4 separate regions of the Homo sapiens genome follow, and regions 2, 3 and 4 are each linked to region 1. The links are chromatin loops, found by intact Hi-C in ENCODE. Cell type or tissue: heart left ventricle. All regions are shown on one strand. Region 1 overlaps QKI (QKI, KH domain containing RNA binding). Region 2 overlaps DKFZp451B082 (a long non-coding RNA gene). Region 3 has its middle 370 kb from the start of QKI. Region 4 has its middle 330 kb from the start of QKI.

Region 1 (5,000 bases):
AAAGGACTAGTGTCATTAACCTGTTGAACAGAATTGGTTTATTAAAAAAATCATTTCCAGTAGTGTGAAACCTTTACGAGTCTTTAACATCTAAATGTTATGACTCCTTGTACCTTAAGTTTTCCAGTCTTTCTTATTTATATCATCTCCAAGTACCTCTGGCTCCTTTCCTCTTGCTCACCGGAACCTTAGTTTTCCTCAACAGAATGCTTTGTTAAAGTAGCCCACAGTTGCAGGATCCATAGCACCGTCGTGCAGACTAGCAGCCCAAAGGTGTGTTTGGTTTGGCTTATACGGTGTTTTGCTTTTTAAACTACTTGCCATAATTTAAAAGTGGCAACACTAGACTTAAAAAAAAAAAAGTCTGATTGCCCATATTAGATTTTTTTTTTAATTCTTCACAAAATCTGCTCTTCCTGAAAGATCAAAGTGTCTAGAAAGCCCAAACATGTATTCTTAACATAGTAGGCACCAGCTGAAACTGAGTAATTAAACGGTCCCCTGAAGCCAAGTATTCCCTGGTTAGTCGCCACCCCACCACTCCTTCCTGTCTCTAGTGTCACACTTGGGCTGTTGATTTTCTTACTCTTCTCTTGCTTTAATCCTTCCCCCCGGCTCTCTGGCTCCTGTGGATATCTGTGCTTGTTTCCTGGTCCAGGATGGTGATCTGACTTTCAAACCAGCTTCTCAAAAGGGGTGACATAAAATCAGTTTTGATGTTTTTCCTCCTGAAAAATCAGATGAATATTTTAGTCACTGTTACTCATGCACATTGTGTTCTTATGTTTACAGAAGTGCTTAAGTGAATGGAAGCACTAGACATTTGGATTTCCTTCCTAACGTAATTTTTAATGATTACCCCTTTTATACAGTAATTTGTGGTCTTTAGAAAGCAGTTAAACTAATTGACCATCTAATAGTTGTACTATACATATGTCTAAAATAATAGTCATGGTAAGTTTGGCATCATATCTTCCCCAAAAAATGTTTATTAAAATTAGATTATTCCAGTTTAATGCTATTTTGTGAACTGTATACCCTCTGAAAGCGCTTATTTTTACATGCTACACAACAGTTCCAATTTTAAGGAGTGTCTCCTAAAATTGGGATGAAAATCTACTGTAGTCTGTTTTAAAGTATGCTATACTATGTTCATTGGTTACTTAACTGGATATTAATATAAAGGTTATTACAAGAAAAATGATGAAGAGCAAAAGGAGAAGAAAATATTTGCAAGTGAATCCACAATTCTTGCAGAACTATTTGAGTTGATACTAAAGATTTTATGTTCACTCCTTTACCTTAGAACTGTCAAGCTTGGGAATGAGGAAAGTGCCTTGGCTGTGCTTGAAACCTGAATTTTAGTGCTTCCCTTATTACATTCATTGTTTTCAATGATTGATTTATAAAATTAAGACATACTGGTAGTACAAGTTGAAAGTTGGTTTGAATACATTTTAATTAAATGATAATATGTTAATATGCTTTTGTTCATTGCTTTCTCACTGAGGTAAAACAGCATTAAAAAGTTGTCCAGAATTTAAACTGACTCTAGATTTCTAGATTCCTAGGTGGCGGGAAAATGTAAAACTTTAAAGCTCATGAGCGGAACGCAATGCAAGTCCTGAAACTAAGAGTTAAATGTGAGTCTCAGGGAAAAAAGCTAGATTAGCAAATCAAACATACATATGCCTCATCCAGAACATCATTCAGGCATCAGTTCGGGGGCTACTAGCAGTAAAGTTGGTTTTAAATGAAATAAAGTGGAAAAGTTTGATATCACTTCCAGAAGTGGTCTGTCATCAGTAAGTATTGGTGTTGAGTCTAAAATGAATTAGAAACCTCCCGTTACTCTTAGGATTAAAGCAACCCGGTATGGAGAGAAATGAAAGAAAAAATGTAGTGTTAGCTTGACTTTATGTCCCTTTCACTGAATTCCATATGAGCCTATTTGGCAGAGAAATTTTGTACTCTACAAGGAAAACATCACTGATGTGGACAGCACCAATAATGTACGTCCCATTAAGCTAATAAATACCCAGACGGCCGTGTGAATACCTTGAATTCTTCAGAGAAGTGTGTTAGTGCGTTTAGTGTTGCTATAGCAGAACGCCTGAGGCTGGGTAATGATGAAAAAAGGTTTATTTGGCCCACATTTCTGGTGGCTGGAAAGTTCAAGATTGGGCAGCTGCATCTGGTGACAGCCTCATGCTGCTTTAACTCATGGTGTAAAGCCAAAGGGGAGTGTGGACCAGGTGCACAGAGATCACAAGGCAAGAGAAAGCAAGAGGAGGCCAGACTCAACCCAGTCTCCTAGGAACTCATGCATCCCTGCAAGAGGGAAAACGCCCCATCCCGAGGGCGGCCGTTAACCTATTCATGAGGGATCCGCCTCAGTAACCCACGCACTTTCTATCAGCCCCCACCTCCCAACACTTCCACACTGGGGATCAAATTTCAACAGGAGTTTTCCTGGGGACAGACTCCACCCAAACCACAGCAAAATGTGTGACCCAGTTTTTCTAAAATGCTTGTTACAATTTGCTAAAGAATCACCACCACCATCCTTAGCTCCATCCTAGAGAGGATGTAACAAAGAAAAGTTATTGAACCAGAAAGCTGAGTGTCCAGCCCGATCTAAAAGAAGTAAGCCAGGTGCAAGGGCTCGGCCAAGGCGGGTGGATCACCTTAGTTTTATCTATGGAACCCCACATTTAAGTACATACGCAGTGAACTGGGAATAGTTCATGTTATTAAGGGAAATATTGGGACGCTCCTGCTTTCCTTACCACTTTCTCCCCTCAGTTCAAAGAGGAGTACTGCTGCCTTCAAAACGGCATTGAACAGAGCTAATGGAAAAGAAAAATAGAGACAGATGTAAATTTAGTCTAAATACGAACTTGAAAAATGAAGTTGGATACCACACCCCCTCCCATTTCTTAAGTATTTTTTCATTTGTCATTCTTCTAAAGCCAAAGGTGATAAAAGTCATGCCTGCTGTGAGATCTGTATCTATTCCAGCAGGTTGATTGCCAAGAATTTGGTAATAGTGTCAACATGAGCCTTCTTGCTGAGCGCCCTCAGCAGGCTGTGAGGAATGCCTGAAGAGTTTTATGCACAGGAGGCTCTCGTGCCACTCCTTTTCAGTTTGAATTACTACCTGTTTCTCATGAATATTTCTTAAAAGTAGAAACTGTAGAATTCTGTAATGGAATTAAAATACAGAAATACCAGAGGAAAAAATTGTAGGCCACATATAGAAAAGGGTTGTTGTGTTACCCTATTGTATATCAATGGCTATAAAAATCAAATATTAGGGGGATAAAAAGCACTAGAAAGCACCCCAACAGACATCACGCATGCTTTGCACTTGCAGGTTACTCATATTGATGAATTAGCACCACCGTCAAATTTCTGAGTGCTTAATTGGTGTTAATTAAATGATGCAATCAGTATTTCTGTGTATATCAAAATGTACGAAAACCAAACTTGTGCCTCAAATTTATGTTAGTCAGATATGGTAAAGTGGTGTAATAGAATAGATGAATCTCTTACAATGAGAAATCAAGGGGGATCAGCATACCTTGAGTACATGTTCTCAAAAATACTCCCTTAGTGACCTGCTGGGCAGAAATTGCTATTGTAACCGGCAAGCTTCAAATACGTGGTCTGGGTAGACAGTAAAGCCAGGATATTTTAACGGAAGACATCTTTTATTCTACAATTTTAGCCTCTTAGACAAAATGTCCAAGTGTTTTACTCCCACCTCTCTTTAAGTTACGCTCTTCAACATCTCTAAGGAATTTAAAAGTAAAATATTTGTGAGAAGCCACGAGTCAAGAACTATAACTTGATAAGTATACATGAGTGTGCTATTTTTGTTTTGTTTTGTTCTTTGTTTTCTTTTTCTCTCAGAGCAATATAGGCTTGCTTTCCACAGTTGCACTAGGGACTGACTGTCAAAAGCATCCAAGTATCTAAATGGTTGGTGTATTGCAAAGCACACTGGAAAACAGAACCTGCTCCTGAGGAGTGTATGTGTTTTTCAGTAGGGCTATAAACTCTATGGTCATTAACCAAATGAAGATTTCAGTTCTGCATGTGTATTATGCCAGGTTGAATTGGCATATGTGTACTTATGGAGACAAGTTATCTTTAGCAAGGCTGCTGGCCATGTCAGTTTTTTGTCTGTTTTCTTTCATCATAGGAAACATCCCAAACTACTACAGATTATTTTTTGTTTTGTTTTTTAAACACTGGTCATTCTGGTGAAGTTTTTTGTTGTTGTTAAGCTAATTTTTTTTCCATTGTATATGTGCTTCCACTTTGTGGACACAGTAAATTTCACCTAAGTTATTTCATATCACAGAAAATTTAATAGGGGTTGATGATTAAGGAAGTAGATTTAAAATATATAGGAATTTTGAGACTGAACTGTCAATTGTTTCAATAGACAAATCCAATTTAGAACTCATGCTGATTTTTTAAAATTCCAAATACGAGTCAAAGAACTTTCAAAATAACGAAGTGATTTTATTCATTCAAGCAGTATTTATGTGCTAAAGTGATTGGGCTGAATACCATGCCTGGCCTCTGGGTAGACAAGAGTGAAGATACCATTCCTGCTTCAAACAGCTCACAGTCCCAGGTTAGAGAGAGAAATGGAATATAAAAGTAGTATGAGGATTATACAGCAGAATTCCAAGCCCCAGTTTTATGCAGAACATCGAGTAAATGATTCTTTTCTGTGAAGACAGGAGCTAAATGTTTCACAGTATGTTCATTTCAGAATGATGGCTAAACTTTAGTAGAAAGTCTTGCTTCTTGGTATAGTCATATTTGAAGTAATCTTATTCCTTGATATCATATTGATTTATGACTTCCCAAAAATATTTTTTGAAAGCCACTATGTTTTGGCTGTTGGGTTCCCAGGAGGAATTACCATTTATTTTCACCCATCTTTGGCTGCTGCTGAGAAAGACTTTTCTCCAGCCCTGGTA
Region 2 (5,000 bases), 240 kb before region 1:
AGAAATCAGAAGAAGAGACATCCTTCCCAGAAATGCCCGGCCAACTTCCCTTTGGATCCCATGGGTCTGCACCATGTTGAGCCAAAGCCAAAACTAATCACTCCAGAGGGAAGGAGACCACCACGATTCGCTCAAACCCCCAGGAGGCTTCTTAGGAGAAATCAGCGGCAGAGTCCCCGCTGTCGATAGGCCACAGCATACACAAACTTTGCCTACAATTTTGGGGATTCATATACCCACTAAAGTCTCTCCATAGACCACCCACTAAGATCCCCTGAGGGCCTGTGGGGCAGGCACTGTTAACATGATGAACTTAGCCCATGGAGAAGCTGCATCCAGCTAGGGAGAGACATCACACAGGTGCAGGTCAACTTTGTAGAAGCTGACTCACTAAACACGATCACAGTCAGTGTAATAGCACAAAGAGCAAGCCCACCACTGCCATGCAGATCAGGCGGAGGTATGAGGCCTGGAAGATGCGGACAAACTGAGTTGACTGAAAGGATGGACACGATTCCAGAAGGAGGAAAGGCAGGCGGAGCTGGGACCAACAGGCATTCCACACCCGGAAAAAGCCAAAAGTTTTCACATGACAGAAGAGTTTGCAGCTGCGGTCACAGCTAAGCCATGGCAGGCTGGCTGCAGTGTTTGTATTGAGTCCTTTTGATGACAGCATGAATTCTGAGAACAAAGCTTCCAGGCTGTGGCTGTGTAACTGGAACCCAGAGACAAAAATAGCTTCTCTTCTCATGCATATGTGAGGTCTGATCTGTAAGTCTGAGAAAGAGTTTTTGCCATTTATGAAACTTAGAAGATTCCTCAACAACCACAGATCCTATGAATGAACATTTTTATTTGGCTGGATCCATCAGATTTAATATTCTTTCAGCTATTTGGTAGCTGCCTAACTTCTCCTTCTCATTGAAAAATCCAGTGACTTTTGAAGCTGTTTTGAGATATAAGAATAATAGAGAGTGAATTAGCGGATTAAAAGATCAGCGTTCTTATAATAACATTAAAGAGAGTATCAGGGAGCCAAGTAGTCTTGAGAGAATAAAGCTTTCCTCAAAGAGACAACTCTACACGCTCAGCTGATATTTCTAAATTGAGTCAGGAAATGTTCCAGGGAGGACACAGCTAGCTTGTGCCTTAATTCAGTGCCTGATTTAGATTTGTATACCCTCGTATAGGTCAGTACAAAATGAATCATGGGGAGTCGTGTATTCATAACAGGTGATACAGAGAAATTAAGATAATTTAGTTATGTGTCATTTAAAGTACTTATTAATAAAATAACATACATAGGTGTATCTAAGTTCCTCTACCTACATCAGATAAATTGCATTAACTGATAGCTTCATCTCATCTTTAGCTACATATTTTAAAAATATCCGTAATTAATTATTTCAATAAATTATATTATAAAATAATGTTAAGACTTAACATTATTCTAAATACACTCTCATTTTAATCACCATGTAATATGTTATAGAATTAGTATTCTTATGACAAAGTAACCATTTCTGTATTAGGGGATGCTAACCTATTTTTATTCTCATAATTCTAACTACATGTCTCATTATAAGTATAGCTTTCTCTTAATTTGAATTATTTCATTCTCAGGAAGAGAATGATGAGATCCAAGTGTAGCGTATTCTGGCTTTTGATGAGAATTACCAAATGGTCTTCCAAAGTAATCAAACACATTTGCACTACCGTCAGGAACTCCTGGATATTCCTACTTAACTGTCGGGACCAGCGTCAGTTTTTACCGCGTTTCTGAATTCTCGATCATTTCTCAAGTGCTGTCAAAATGGTGTTGGATACTTGCATTACTTTGTGCTTCGTCACTAATTAGTAACGGTTTTCTTCCCCTAATATTCATTGAATTCATTCATTTCTTTTTTTCCATTTCTGTGAACTGTGAACCCTTCGCCATTTGTCTTTTAGGGACTTTTATGTGCTTGGAGATTTGTAAGAGCCCTTTCTATACTTTTCACATTGAGTCTCTGTCCCTTCTCACAATGATGCCTACTGTTACCATATTATCATTATCCGCCACTCCTTGTTATGACCACATGCCAAGCTCTGTGCTGAATAACTTCGTTACCACAACCCTACAAGGAAGTACTGTCATCCCCATTTCACAGGAGAGAACGTAGAGGCTCCCCACTCACACATTTTGCTGGCGTCACAAGGCTAATGGCCTTGGAGCTGACTCGATGGCGCCTCCTGTCTTCTAATCCCACTCCACAACCGCCCCAGCATTGTCTGTACAGCTGCTGTCTACGCTGATGCGTTCTGTGTCCTGGGGTTTTATGACACGGTGGGTTTTCAGTCTATATGACCACATATGTTCATATTGTTTTAAGTTTTCTCTTTCTCTGCAACCATAGTTACCACTAAGTATGTATTTGTTGACTTTTCTTGATGTGGCATTTTCACGAGCCCCATTGCTTCCTATTCTTTTTTTATAGAGAGATTTTGATGTTCTTGGCGTCACTTGAAGTTGACTGTCACCTCAGACGTGGAGACCTTTTTGTCACAGGCAGAATTTTGCTCTATGGGGATTTTTTCATCCATCTATCTATCTTCATTTTTAAATTTAAGCAATATGATTTTCCACATGGGAGAAGAAAAATGAGGCCTTAAACAGTGGTGCTTTGGTCAAAAGAGTCAAAGTGAAATAAATGTGAGGGATCTAGGCCGCTGCTCCCTAGCTATGGTGCTGAGCGGCTGCTGCCAACGCCAGAGAGAAAGCCATGCCTTTGAGGCTGACGACAAAACCACGCTCTTGGGGGTCAGTCCTCCAATGTTGCCATTCATGGGAACGAGACAGCCCTGCCCCCCTGTGCTCCAGGATTTTGTCTGCTGTTTACCTCCTGTCAAATACCCTGAGACGGTGGCTGGGGTTTGTCCTGCCCATTGGAACTGTCCCATCTCATCCCAACTGGGCCACAGGCTCCATCCACTCTTGCCTCATGAACCCCATCCTGCTGTCCTGCACCCCTCTTAAACTGCCAGCCAAGCCTCTCTTTTAGATACATTCTGTAGCCCTAGGGCTGGTAACCCAACCAACCCCGAGCAATGAGAGCCGTGGCTCCCGGCTGCCATGTCTCCGAGGTGACCAAGAATACTGTCACTGTGGAATGCAGACTGTTGGATTTTCAAACTTGCTGCTGCTCCCACCGCTGCAGCTGTTGTCATTTGAGCAATTCTAATGAGGGAGGTGCTCATTTAAAAGTCGGTTCTTTCAGTCAGCCAATAGGTGAGAAAAGAAAAAAAAAAAAAGTCAGTTCCTACAATTATCCTAAGTAAGAGACCAGATTCCGAACAGCTGGTTCAAAGGAGGAGGTGACTGAGGATGCTGACACTCCTCAGGTCCCCTTTGCTCCACATGACGCTGCCTCTGGAGACATCTGGCCACTCCCTGCAGTCTTTGGGAGCCCAGCACACACAGTGCCCACGCTCTCATTTCCTGCTTTAACTTCTTGGACCACCAGCCTGAGCCTGCCTTTTATTTCAGACTTCGCTACTTTTCGGGAGCTCTCGCATCTGCTGATTTACAGGCCTTGTGCACTCTTTTCTTTTATTGCTGCTGGCATTTCCCTGGCCATCCACGTTGGTCATTTCCACCGCAAGTCTATTTATTTCCCAGTGGTGCACATATGTGTCCAGCTCCAGGCAATTTCGCTTTGTCTGCCTACCTGGTTCTGCAGTCTCTGACTTGCACAGCCAGCCCCTGCTGGGGACCTCATATGAATGTTCTTTTTTTGGCCTGCAGTTTATTCTGTGGCTGTGAAGATCTCCAGCACATCCAATATATGACAGTCATCATCTATGATATTTATCATAATGAGTGAAACTGGCTTAGGGCTTCCTAGGGCTGCCTTTACAACGTACTATAAGCCAGGGGGCTTAAAACAATAGACAATTATTCTGTCACCGTTTGGGGGCTACCAGTCTGAAGTCAAGGTGTTGATGAGCCATGCTCTCTCCAAAGCCTCTAGGGAACGGCCCCTCCTCGCCTCTTCTGGTCCCAATGTTCCTTGGCCTGTGGTAGTGTCGCTCCAGCTCCTGCCTGCTTCATCACATGGCTTTCTCCTGTGTGTCCCTGTCTTCTCTTCTTAGAAGGACATCAATCCTATTAAATTAAGGCTCATGCTAATGACGTCATCATGACTTGATTCCATTTGCAAAAACTCTATTCCCAAATAAGGTCACATTCACAGGTATCTGGGGTTAGGACGCCCTATCTTTTGTGGGGACACAGTTCAGCCCACCATACAGGCAAAGGTGGTCCTTGGCCTCCTTTCCCATCACCCCACCTGACATCTCCCTTCCCAGCTTCCTGGAACCCTTCCTTTCTCTAGCTCCTTTCCCTGCTCCCAATCCTAAATAAAATCTACCCCAGCATGAGGCAAGGGAAGAACCGGTACCAGCTCCTGCTGGGGTGCAATGAAACACTACTTATGCAGCTGCAGGCATCAGTGGAGAAGGCTGGAGGGGGAGGCAGGTGTTTGGGGGGACCTGGAGACCATTTCAGGGAGGCATTTTCTTGGTTTGCTGACGCGAAGACCGGCTTCTACCTGGAAGCCCAAAGCCCTCCAGGATCTGGGCTGGGGTTGCCCTTCCTTGCATGCTCAGCTCCGTCTCCCCTCCCGACAGTGGCTCACCCCTCCAGGGGGAATCGATCGTCAGGGAGAGGAGATATCTGAGCAGAAAATGACCCCAGACCTAGCAGCACAGGCTGATGGGGAGGTCAAAGGTCGCTTCTGAAGGAACAGTGGCAGGCCCAGAAGGCGTCACCCCCGTGCTCCTGGCTTTCACAGAGGAACACGCCGGGGCTGCTGTGCAGACAGGAAATGAGAGGGTCCCGGCTGCGAGGACGACAGAGGATGCTCCCGCGCTTGGGCTCCCTGCCGGCACCATGGCTGAAGTGACTGATGCATCCATCAGGGGTGGCCTGGGCACAGCCTTGAAATCCTCCCCAGACAGTG
Region 3 (5,000 bases), 200 kb after region 1:
AAGGATGAGTGAGAAATGGTTCAGGGAAGATTCGTGGCCAGGCAGGGAGGGCAGGACGTTGCATGAGGAGAGGGGGCCTCGCCAGCACTGGTATCTAGTCCTCTTCTGTTCCAAGAAACTTCGGGAGTGGAACATCCATCAGCTGGAGCTGGAAACCCTGCCCTGTGAGCTGGGTCCCCCATTTGGAGTGACAGTAATGTGTGGCCAGCAAAGGGTCACCAGCTACTGAGAGGCATCTGGGGGATACATTTTTAAAAGTTAGTTCTGTGGGCGGAAGGGTAGATGATAGGGAAGAATGAGATGATTTTGTAAAGTAAGAGGATCTAGGAGTAAGTAGGGTCTCAAGCATTGCAATGAAGAGGGTATAAAGACAGCTACCTTACGACCTTGGTTTATTGGAGAGAGAGAATGATGTTTTGTGGTGGCCAAATGCATTGCTGGTGAGGGGAATAGATTTCAGGTCCCATTTGTCGCTGCTAACAATTCATGTGAATGGGACAGTCACTCAACCTCCCACAGGCTCCGCTTTCTGTAAAATTGGGGTAAGTGGGATGGGAAAGAGGTGCGATGACATCTAGTGATGCTTCTAGATTCAAAGATGCTATTGCTTTATTTCTGTATCATATCTGCATTTAAATGTTGGTGACTCAAATCTATTGTCTATCACATATCTGTCTATCTATTCCTCAGATTATCTGTACATTTTATAAACAATTTTAAGTGCCTTCAGAATCTCTCATCTTTTCTGTTGCATGCATGGGTATTTTTGTTTTGGCTTTAAATACATTCATGAAGTTCAGTGACTCTCTTAAACACCTTGGATCTATCTATCTATCTACCTGTCTGTCTATCATCTATCTCACTTACCTACCATCTATCATCTCTCCATAATCTGTCTTGAAAAATGCTGCCATTGTTTGTTTTGCCTTAACAGGAATAAAATGCTATTTTTTTTTCTGTGATTTGAAAATGCCTTTTGCTTTTAAGAGTTCATCATTCCACACAGCTTGGTGGATGGGAAAATTCAGATTGTATGAGTTCTCTTTTGACTTCATTGTAGAGATTGAGTATATCAAGCAGGAAAAAATACATTCTAGCAAGTCACAAATAAAAAACAATAAAACATTGGGCTATTTTTTTTTAATTTACCTTGGAAAGTCACAGAATTTATGTGTTTCAGCAAAGTTGCCGCTAGAAAAGATGGGATAGTAGAACCAAGTCAAACAAAGAAAGGCTGCCCCTTCTTAAGTGCTGAGCACTGTCTCTCCGTCAGCTCTAATTCCCGTAACAACTCCAGAGCCAGGTATGATACTACTGCCATCCCCGTGTTAGGAGGAGAGTGCATTCCCAGGGAAGTTGATGAAATTGCCTGAGGAAGAAGTGTGGTGAGATCTGGACCCAGGCAGGCAGCCCCCACAGTGCTGCTCCTAACCACTGCACCACGCTGCCTCTGTCATTTCATCATGGGGGCACATGCTGACGTGACTGTAATTGCATCCTCACATTTGTGGCAGGGTTGGTGTGGCAAGTGAAAAGAGCACAGACGTGGCAGCCCCTCAGCCGTTTGCTGCCGTTTCTGCTTGCTCACCTACCAGAAGGGCAAATTCGGAAAAATGACTCCCCTTTGTTAAATGCAGACACAGTTATGCATCTTAGAGGATTGTTGTGAGGAGTAAAGAAGTTACACTTGTTAATCATCATAATGAGTGCCCAGGTAGATAATATTTTTCTTCTGTTATCCACTCGCTAGACGAGCATGTGTAGTTTTGTGTTAGGGCATGCAGTGGGAATAAAAGAAAGCTGGGCTGCAGGTATCAGCAAGTTTTCAGTTTACTTGAAAAGAAAAGAGAAAACAAATCATTCAGAATGACACATTGCATTTATCTATGCTTGTGCTTTATGTGTCTTGGAAACTAGGACCCTAAGCTGAGTTGACTTCGATAAGAATACTTTTCCTCAGATTATCTGTAAATTTTATAAACAATTTTAAGTGCCTTCAGAATCTCTAATCTTTTCTGTTGCATGCATGGATTTTTTTTTTTTGGCTTTAAATGCATTCATGAAGTTCAGTGACTCTCTTAAACACCTTGGATGTTTTTTTTTTTCTTTTTAACTGAGAAAGAGATTTGACAGAGAGAGTCTTCATCACCATTGGTTTAACCTTTAAGAAGTTTGAGATTGAGAAGCTAATACTCAGAAAATAATCTTCTAAGAGTCTGCAAAAAACCCACATGCATGAATATTAAACAAAAAAAGTATATTATTATATGGTTGTCATCAAATTAAACTTAAGTGAAAATAGTATTTCCTATTTAGACAAGTTCCTTGAAGAGCCCCATTTTGCTTATGATGCATCCTTTTCAGGTGAGATGACTTTTCATTATTAACTATTGATAAATTGAATAAATTTCCCTCAGTGAAGGTCACCCTTAATTATCAGGGCTCACCTAATCAAGAACTTCTCTCTCCCTTTGTGTTGAAACAGCTGATTGACCAAAAACACTTGCATAATAGCCTTGTGTTGCTCTTTTCCCACCTGAGGTAATCAATCACCCTGTTTCTTTGCTTTTGAAAGAGGAATATTTGTAACTTCTAGCGATTCAACCACTGTCCCCACTGTGGAAATACCAATGTAGGAGAATTCTTGATACATGCAAGTTATCCAGATCCCTAAATAAGCAGTATTTTGTAAAAGGATGATATTTCCCTGTTTAAGTTTAAAATTTCTACTTTAATGAGAAATCAATTTTGCATCATCTCTTTGGACATCGAGTTTACCTCCCTGCTGTCAGAGCTGTGCAGAAGAAAGCAGAGTCTATGAGTCTTCTCACCACAGCATAGAAAGATTTTTTTTTTTTAAACACGTAGGGGAATTATGCTGAGGGCCTATTGGGCTTCTGGTAAGGACAGCTGCAAGTAAGTTGATACCATTTGGGCTCGGCCTCAGATTCACTGCCAGCCCTGGGTGGGCAGCTGGCCTGTGCTTCGGTGTGGAACAACAGGCTGACTCCAGTAACGTTGGTCCCGGGCTCTGGAAAATCCTGGGCAGACAGGACAAATGCTTTAGGGAACAACTGCTTTGAAAGAATAGACTGTTTGAAACTCCCAGCTGTGAGGGCCATTTGTGAGAAAGACTCCATGCCAGGGTGAGGGTCAAAAACAGCTGCTGCCTGGGGCTTACATTTCCAACCAGAGTAAATTGCTGGCTCCAGGACAGAATTTTGATCATCTGTGGATTTGTTAAAATTCAGCTGCCGATGTCTATGGGGTCATAACTCTGGACCCCAATCTAAATGTCTCTTGGCATTTGGGCCTTTACCAGCTAAAAGCAGCCCCCCTAAATAGTCCTCTACTCCCATCTGAGGTGCCACAAGCATAGCTTTCATATTGTTTCTTTTAAAATAAATCCAGGTTGGGCACGGTGGCTCACACCTGTAATCCTAGCACTTTGGGAGGCTGAGGCAGGTGGATCATCTGAGATCAGGAGTTCGAGACCAGCCTGGCCAACATGGTGAAACCCTGTCTCTACTAAAAATACAAAAATTAGCCAGGAGTGGTGGCGCACTCCTGTAGTCCCAGCTACTCAGGAGGCTGAGGCAGGAGAATTGCTTGAGTCCAGGAGGCAGAAATTGCAGTGAGCAGGGATCGTGCCACTGCACTCCAGTCTGGGCAACAGAGTGAGACTCCGTCTCAAAAAAAAAAAAAAAAAAAAACATAAATAAATAAATAAACAAATCCATAATGTCAAATCTTCTAGCCTCCCACTTCGTCAGGCAATATCCATAGCACTTAGTACAGCAGTGAATATTCAGCAAGCTCTAACCATGTATTGGTCGAATGAAAGAATAGTTATCTATGTTAGATAATGATTTTCCAAAAGACCTATGAGGAGGATAAGGTGACTTCCCCAATTCAGGGGATGGTGTAAAGAAGGTGTTGCCTCCTCTTCTTTGAGAAATCGTGTACAAGTGGCCGGGCACAGTGGCTCATGCCTGTAATCCCAGCACTTTGGGAGGCTGAGGCAGGTGGATCACCTGAGGTCAGGAGTTTGAGACCAGCCTGACCAACATGGAGAAACCCCGTCTCTACTGAAAATACAAAAATTAGCTGGGTGTGGTGGTGCACGCCTGAAATCCGAGCTACTCGGGAGGCTGAGGAAGGAGAATCACTTGAACCCGGGAGGCAGAGGTTACAGTGAGCCAAGATAGCACCACTGCACTCCAGCCTGGGCAACAGAGCGAGACTCTGTCTCAAAAAAAGAAAAAAAATAAAAAGAAATCATATACAAGCAAGAAGGAGATCAAGGAAAACACCCCCCACGCACCCCAGCTTTGGAGAAACTGAGATAAGAGTAACCTGTAAGTAAGTAAGCTCAGTAAGTAAAGGAGTGCATGGGAAGTCAAACCTGCATTCAGGAATGTGTGGGCGGGGACATTGTGAGTGCTGAATGCCCACAGCACGGTGCTCCAGGGCGGGGTAAGTGCCAGTGGGAGAGGAGAATCCAACAGTCCTGTCTCAGGGAAAAGGGAGCTTCTCCAAAGTCCTTTGCTTAAAGGGAAGTCAAGGCGGATGGGGATGAAGGAGCAGTCAGAGGCTGGCTGTATTTTCAGGAAGTGGTTTGCAGTAGATCTCAGTGGTGTGGCGGGAACCCTAAGCTAAAATAACTCATGATGCACCATTCAGAGGCCTGCACAGACACTGCCTGGTGACGCTCCACAAGGAACCAGGGCAGCAGCAGGTGGGTGAAATCAATGAATTCCAACAAGACACATTCCTACACAAAAAGCTATTGTAAGAAGAAAGGATCAGAGGAAATGGCAAAATGAATGGCAGATAAAAAATACAGTATTATTATGAAGCAGATTAAAGTTATGACCAAAAAATGCAAGTGGATTTAAAAATAAAAACAAAGACAGGAATGAAATAATCTAAGCAATAACTTTTACAACACTGGAGCAGGAAGCAGAGACCTGAGCAGTGAGGCGAGACGCAGGGTGGGA
Region 4 (5,000 bases), 170 kb after region 1:
AAATGAAAATTATTATCTTGGTATCCTGAGCTCAAGGGGTGAGTGAAGGCATTTGGTCTGTCTTCACCTGTGTCCTGGCACTAACCCTGCTGGATTCAGATCACAAGATGTTGGGCTGGACTGCGGGGTCACTTGCAGCCACTCGTTGGATTTTTCTTTAGTTCATCTCAGGAGCCCCTTGGGCATGTTGTCTCTAGTATCTCTTGATTGCCTGGAGTTTTCATAATTGGCTCAGAGCTCGTCATTCGGCAGATGGTACTTAAGACTGGAAGAGTAGCCCTCTGTGAGCTTAAGAGACTCTGACGAGTAGTATGAAGGGGATGTCCCCAGTAAAACCAGTTAAATAGGACTTGGGGGGAAAGCTTCGTCTTCATCATGTTGCATACCCCTCGAAATTTATTTTATTTTTTATTGTGGTAAAATATCCATAGCATAAAACTTAATGATGTTGGCTGTTTGTAGGTGTACAGTTTGGTGGCATTAAGTACATTCAAATCCTTGGGCAATTGTCCCTACCCCCATCTCCAGAACATACTCATCTTCCCAAACTGACATCTGTCCCCATTAAACACTGACTCCGTGTCCACAATGCCGCAGTCTCAGGTTAACCGCCCTTCTCCTTTCAGGCAGTGCTTTCTTCAATGTTCGTATAAATGCTTGAAGTTGAATCCTGTCTCACATAATATGGCCCTAGTAGCAGTGTGCCCATCTGAATCTGGCTACGTCATCCTCAGGAAGCGGGCAGTTGTGTTTAGTGGCTAGTGGCATCCACCTAGGGACGTCTGTCCCAGGCCTGCTCAGTCTTGCCTGTCCTCAGGGGACTTGGGTCCCCAAACCCTGCACTGAGGTGAGCCTGGGCACCTGGGTTCTAGGCATCATGACCCTGCCCTCCTCGACCCTGAGCTGACTGAGGGTTGGGGAGCCCCTGACCCAAAGCCAGGCCAGCCATGGCCCAGCCAGCTCTGATCCTCCTCTGTGGGGCCAGGACACCTCTGTAAGGGGCCATCAGCTACTTCTTTCAAGAAGCTGGAAACTGAGACCCAGTTGCTGAGGCTCTGAGGCAAACATCCTGGAAGGAAGGTGTCTTCGGCGTGGGGCTTCCATAGCAAATACCACAGACTGGGCACCTTAAACAACAGGAAATTATTTTCCCACAGTTCTGGAGGCTGGAAGTCCCAGATCAAGGAGTTGTCAGGGTGGGTTTCTCCTGAGGCCTCCCTCCTTGCCTCTCCCCTGCATCTCTTCACATCGTTTTCCCTCCGTGCGTGCCCATCTCTGTGTCCACATGTCCCCTTTTGTAAGGACACTACTGAGGTTGGATTAGGGCCCGCCACCCTAGTGGCCTCATCCTCCCTCGGTGACATCAGTAAATCTGCCTGTCCCCACATGCAGCCCCATTCTGAGGGCCTTACTGGGCTGGAACTTAAGCACGTGGGTTTTGGGAGGTCCGGCTTAGGGCACCATCCTGGGTGCTGCAGGTCCTGAGGATGCCCGGTGTGTAAGGAAGGAACATGGAGCCCAGCAGGCGGAGTGCAGAGGGGGCAGCTTGCACCGTGTGGGGCCCCAGGGAGGCGGGCGGGCAGGCACACTCCCAACTTTTCAGGGGTGGTTCCAGATGGTTTCCATTTCCTTGAAGAAACCCAAGAAGACCTCCTTTCCTTGCACTGAAGGGGTCCTGCCAGGTGAGCTGCATGGCCCCACTCTGCCAGGGGCGCAGCTGGGATGGGTGTGGAGAGTAGCCACGTCGGGCATGCAGACATGTGTCTCAGCAGCCGTCCTCCTGCACAGCGGGGCGTATGACAGGCGGGCAGAGAGTCAGTCAGCAAAGCCACCAAGTCTCCCCAGACTTACAACTTCCAGTTCTAATTTGTATTTGTTGTGCTTTGGGATGGTGGTGATTAGTGTCATTTGCTGAAGCCTCCAAAAAATAATTCCCCCCACTTTTTTTTTTTTTTTTTTTTAGTGAAATGTAGTTTTTCAGGCAAACTGTGGTACCCACCCCCATGTTTGTTAGAAAGTTGGACAAAATGTCATCCAGCCGGCAGCTTGGAAAGGAGCTCTGAGCAGTTGGTGGAGGCTCGGTGGGTATTTCCCAGCCATCTAGAACAGAGACTCTATCCTTGCGTGTGCTAGGAACAGCTCAGCCCCATCCCTGTGGCTTCATGGTGGGGTCTCCTGGTTAGAGTCCCAGCTCAGATGCCTCTCTCCACCTTCCCCGACCCGAGGGCGTCAGGGCCTCCACTGTGCCTCCTTCCTGGCTGCCTTATGCTGTGAGCCTTGTCTTGTCGTCGTTTGAACTTCCCCTGGAAACTCTCTATTAGATTTAGAGAACAAAAACAGCCAGTGAAAAATCATAGTTGAAATTTTACAAAGGAATTACATTTTGTATTGCTTTAAAGAATGCATAGTATTCTGATACTAGAGTAACAAAACAGTAAGAGACAGATGTCTTTAGGCAACTATTTAATGAATAAATGAGAGTGATTGAATGGGAGCGTTTAAATTGGGCATTTTCTGTGCAATATTAATTATACTGCATGCTTAGTAAATTCCTTTTTCAAAGATAGTTCAAAGGCAGATGTCAATCTGGTTCTGCCCAGGTTATGTGTCTGCATACATAAACAACTTCCAAATGAATAGAGCATGCGTTAATAAGGTTTTACTAATCTTGGCCACAGGCAGTATTTAAGTCAGCTGTGTTTGACCTCTACCACACTGGACATAAGAAGATTCATTTAAAAGTGGTGTGGCTAAAACTGATCTTTTGAATGGGCTACATTGTACAGGCATTTCAGCTACACTTAATTTTAAAGTGAGGCTTCTCCAGTGGGACCCTAGGATCTGGAGCTTAAACTCTGGAGCATGTTTCCTTTTGTTGGCTGCAAAATAAATGGCTTCTGGATAGAGCAGGCTTGCAGGGAGCCTGGGCCTCCTGGGAGTGCAGGACTGCTTTGGTGATGGGCATGACCCAGGCTTTGAGAAGCCTCTGAGAGTGACTTGTGATGACCTACGTGGGTGATCTATGTGCAGAGCTATGCAGGAGCTGTCAGCAGCCACAGGGGCATGTGCTAGATCTGCCGTGTCTGTCTCTTGTTTTCATGCTGGTATGCTCTCATCAGGCAGGAATGTTGTCTTTTCTGATTAAATTGTGTATGGGCCAGAAGGTGACGATAGGAGAGAAGCTATATACAAGCAACGCTGTCACTCGGCGGGCTCAGGGCTTTTGGCCTGAGAAGACTAAATGACGTAATGGAAAGACCTGGGCTAGAACCTTAGCTCTGTCCTCCAGTAAACGGATGACTTTGGGCCATTTGGTTTCACCTCTTTGCACCTTGGTTTTGTCATTTATAAAACATGGAACAAATAGCTAATAAGGTCAGAATGAAGATTTCTTTTCTTGTTTTTTTTTTTTTTTTTTTGAGACAGCGTCCTGTTCTGTCACCCAGGCTAGAGTGCAGTGGTGCAATCATAGCTCACTGCAGCCTCGAACTCCTGGGCTCCAGGGATCCTCTCATCTCAGCCTTCTGAGTAGCTGGGACTACAGGCACACATCACCATGCCTGGCTGATCGTTTTTATTTCCTTGTAGAGATGGGGTTTTGCTATGTTGCTCAGGCTGGTTTTGAACTCCTGGCCTCAGGGGATCCTCCTGTCTCAGTGTCCCAAAGTGCTGAGATTACAGGTGTGAGCCACCGCTCCTGGCATGATTCCATTATTTAATGTGTATAAATCCCTATTCCAGTGCCTGACACATGGTTGGTGTTCAGTACATAACTATCATCATCATGGTCTGTTTAATTTGGATCTATCTCTATTTTTTGTCTTTTTCTATTTCCCATTTTCCAGTATTCTGAGGGATGGTCATCCTCCTTGCAGAGACAGTTTGCCTGACAGGGTTGGAAGCCCCCACACTGGGAGTGAGTTAGGAACTGCGTTCTTGCCCCTGTGCTGGCTGCAGAGTTCTGGATAGGATATTTGAAAATCCCTGAAAGTGGGGTGCTGTATTAGTCTGTTCTCACACTGCTATTAAAGACATACCCAAGACTGGGTAATTTATAAAGGAAAGAGGTTTAATTGACTCACAGTTCCACATGGCTGGGGAGGCCTCACAATCATGGTGGAAGGTAAATGAGCAGCAAAGTCACGTCTTACATGGCAGCAGGCCAGAGAGTTTGGGTAGGGACTCCCCTTTATAAAACCACCAGATCTCGTGAGACTTAGTCACTATCACGAGAACAGCATGGGAAAGGTCTGCCCTCACTGGCTCTCCCCTGTGACACGTGGGAGTTATGGAAGCTACAATTCAAGATGAGATTTGGGTGGGGACACAGCCAAACCATATCAGGTGCAGACAAGGTCCCCTCTACGGTGTCATCCTGTTCTAAATGTTGACATGAGCCCTGCAGAGTATTCATATTACATTTTGAAAATTGTTTCCCTCATGACTGAGCATTTACTTACTGTTGGATAATAAATCAGATGCTATCCATCTTGGCCAGGAGTGTTAAGAACAGTCTAGAAAGTTCTGCCTGGGAACCCCCCGAGTCCTGTGCTTCAGTTTTGCCTCAGGACTTGGTGTCTGGACACTTGTGCCCTTTCTCAGGTGAGCCCCACCCAGATCGAGGGCATCAGGTCCAGGAACAGGAGGGGCTTCCCCAGCTTATGGGAGGGAAAACTCAACACTGCTGTCTTCATAGAGATGGTTTTGCAATTGGGAATATTCTCTTTAAAAACTCAGAAAATTTCTAGGTAAAACAAGTAAGTTGTGTGATTTTTCCAGCAAGCGTAGAAAAAAGCCAAAACAAAACAGTGCATGCTCTTATCCCTCCATCTTAATACCTCTGAAGAAACAAAGCATGAAGGTTTCATATTCAGAGTTCAAGGAAGAAAAGTTGCTCTGTGATGGTTATTATTTTAAAGGTTTGAAGAGCTATGTATCCCATTTGTATGTGTGGTGAGCTTTGAAGCTAAAATGCAGAGGGATAGAGATGTTGTCCACGA

What was found. A loop is a pair of places that touch in the nucleus more often than their neighbours do. Peaks named below come from ENCODE experiments on the same cell type or tissue, not always from the same donor. Only the 100,000 strongest peaks of a DNase experiment are listed, where the experiment ranks them.
Region 2: it touches region 1 in a loop (2.1-fold over the local background); 2 of 110 quality-filtered maps call a loop at or near these places.
Region 3: a loop joins it to region 1, with 2.3 times the contacts of the local background. A loop is called at or near these places in 2 of 110 quality-filtered maps.
Region 4: it touches region 1 in a loop (2.1-fold over the local background); 6 of 110 quality-filtered maps call a loop at or near these places.

The regions. Positions count from the first base shown.
Region 1 is chr6:163,577,048-163,582,047 of GRCh38, forward strand. It overlaps QKI (QKI, KH domain containing RNA binding), which reads left to right. Exons shown (of 8, transcript NM_006775.3): 8 at 1-1,545. Among named protein-coding and RNA genes, the nearest start is that of QKI, 160 kb to the left of the region's middle. RefSeq lists a silencer at 2,170-2,464. In heart left ventricle, a CTCF peak has its summit at 3,087 (motif pointing left); a DNase peak (open chromatin) is centred at 2,325.
Region 2 is chr6:163,338,578-163,343,577 of GRCh38, forward strand. DKFZp451B082 (a long non-coding RNA gene) reads right to left here. Exons shown (of 4, transcript NR_033862.1): 3 at 2,178-5,000; 4 at 1-946. Among named protein-coding and RNA genes, the nearest start is that of DKFZp451B082, 6.0 kb to the right of the region's middle. RefSeq lists enhancers at 2,876-3,376, 4,640-4,934. In heart left ventricle, a CTCF peak has its summit at 2,263; a DNase peak (open chromatin) is centred at 584; H3K27ac peaks cover 2,613 bases.
Region 3 is chr6:163,778,184-163,783,183 of GRCh38, forward strand. No RefSeq gene overlaps it. Among named protein-coding and RNA genes, the nearest start is that of QKI, 370 kb to the left of the region's middle. RefSeq lists an enhancer at 2,844-3,378. In heart left ventricle, no CTCF peak of the experiment used is centred here; a DNase peak (open chromatin) is centred at 2,988; H3K27ac peaks cover 1,295 bases.
Region 4 is chr6:163,743,043-163,748,042 of GRCh38, forward strand. No RefSeq gene overlaps it. Among named protein-coding and RNA genes, the nearest start is that of QKI, 330 kb to the left of the region's middle. In heart left ventricle, no CTCF peak of the experiment used is centred here; a DNase peak (open chromatin) is centred at 3,101; H3K27ac peaks cover 3,342 bases.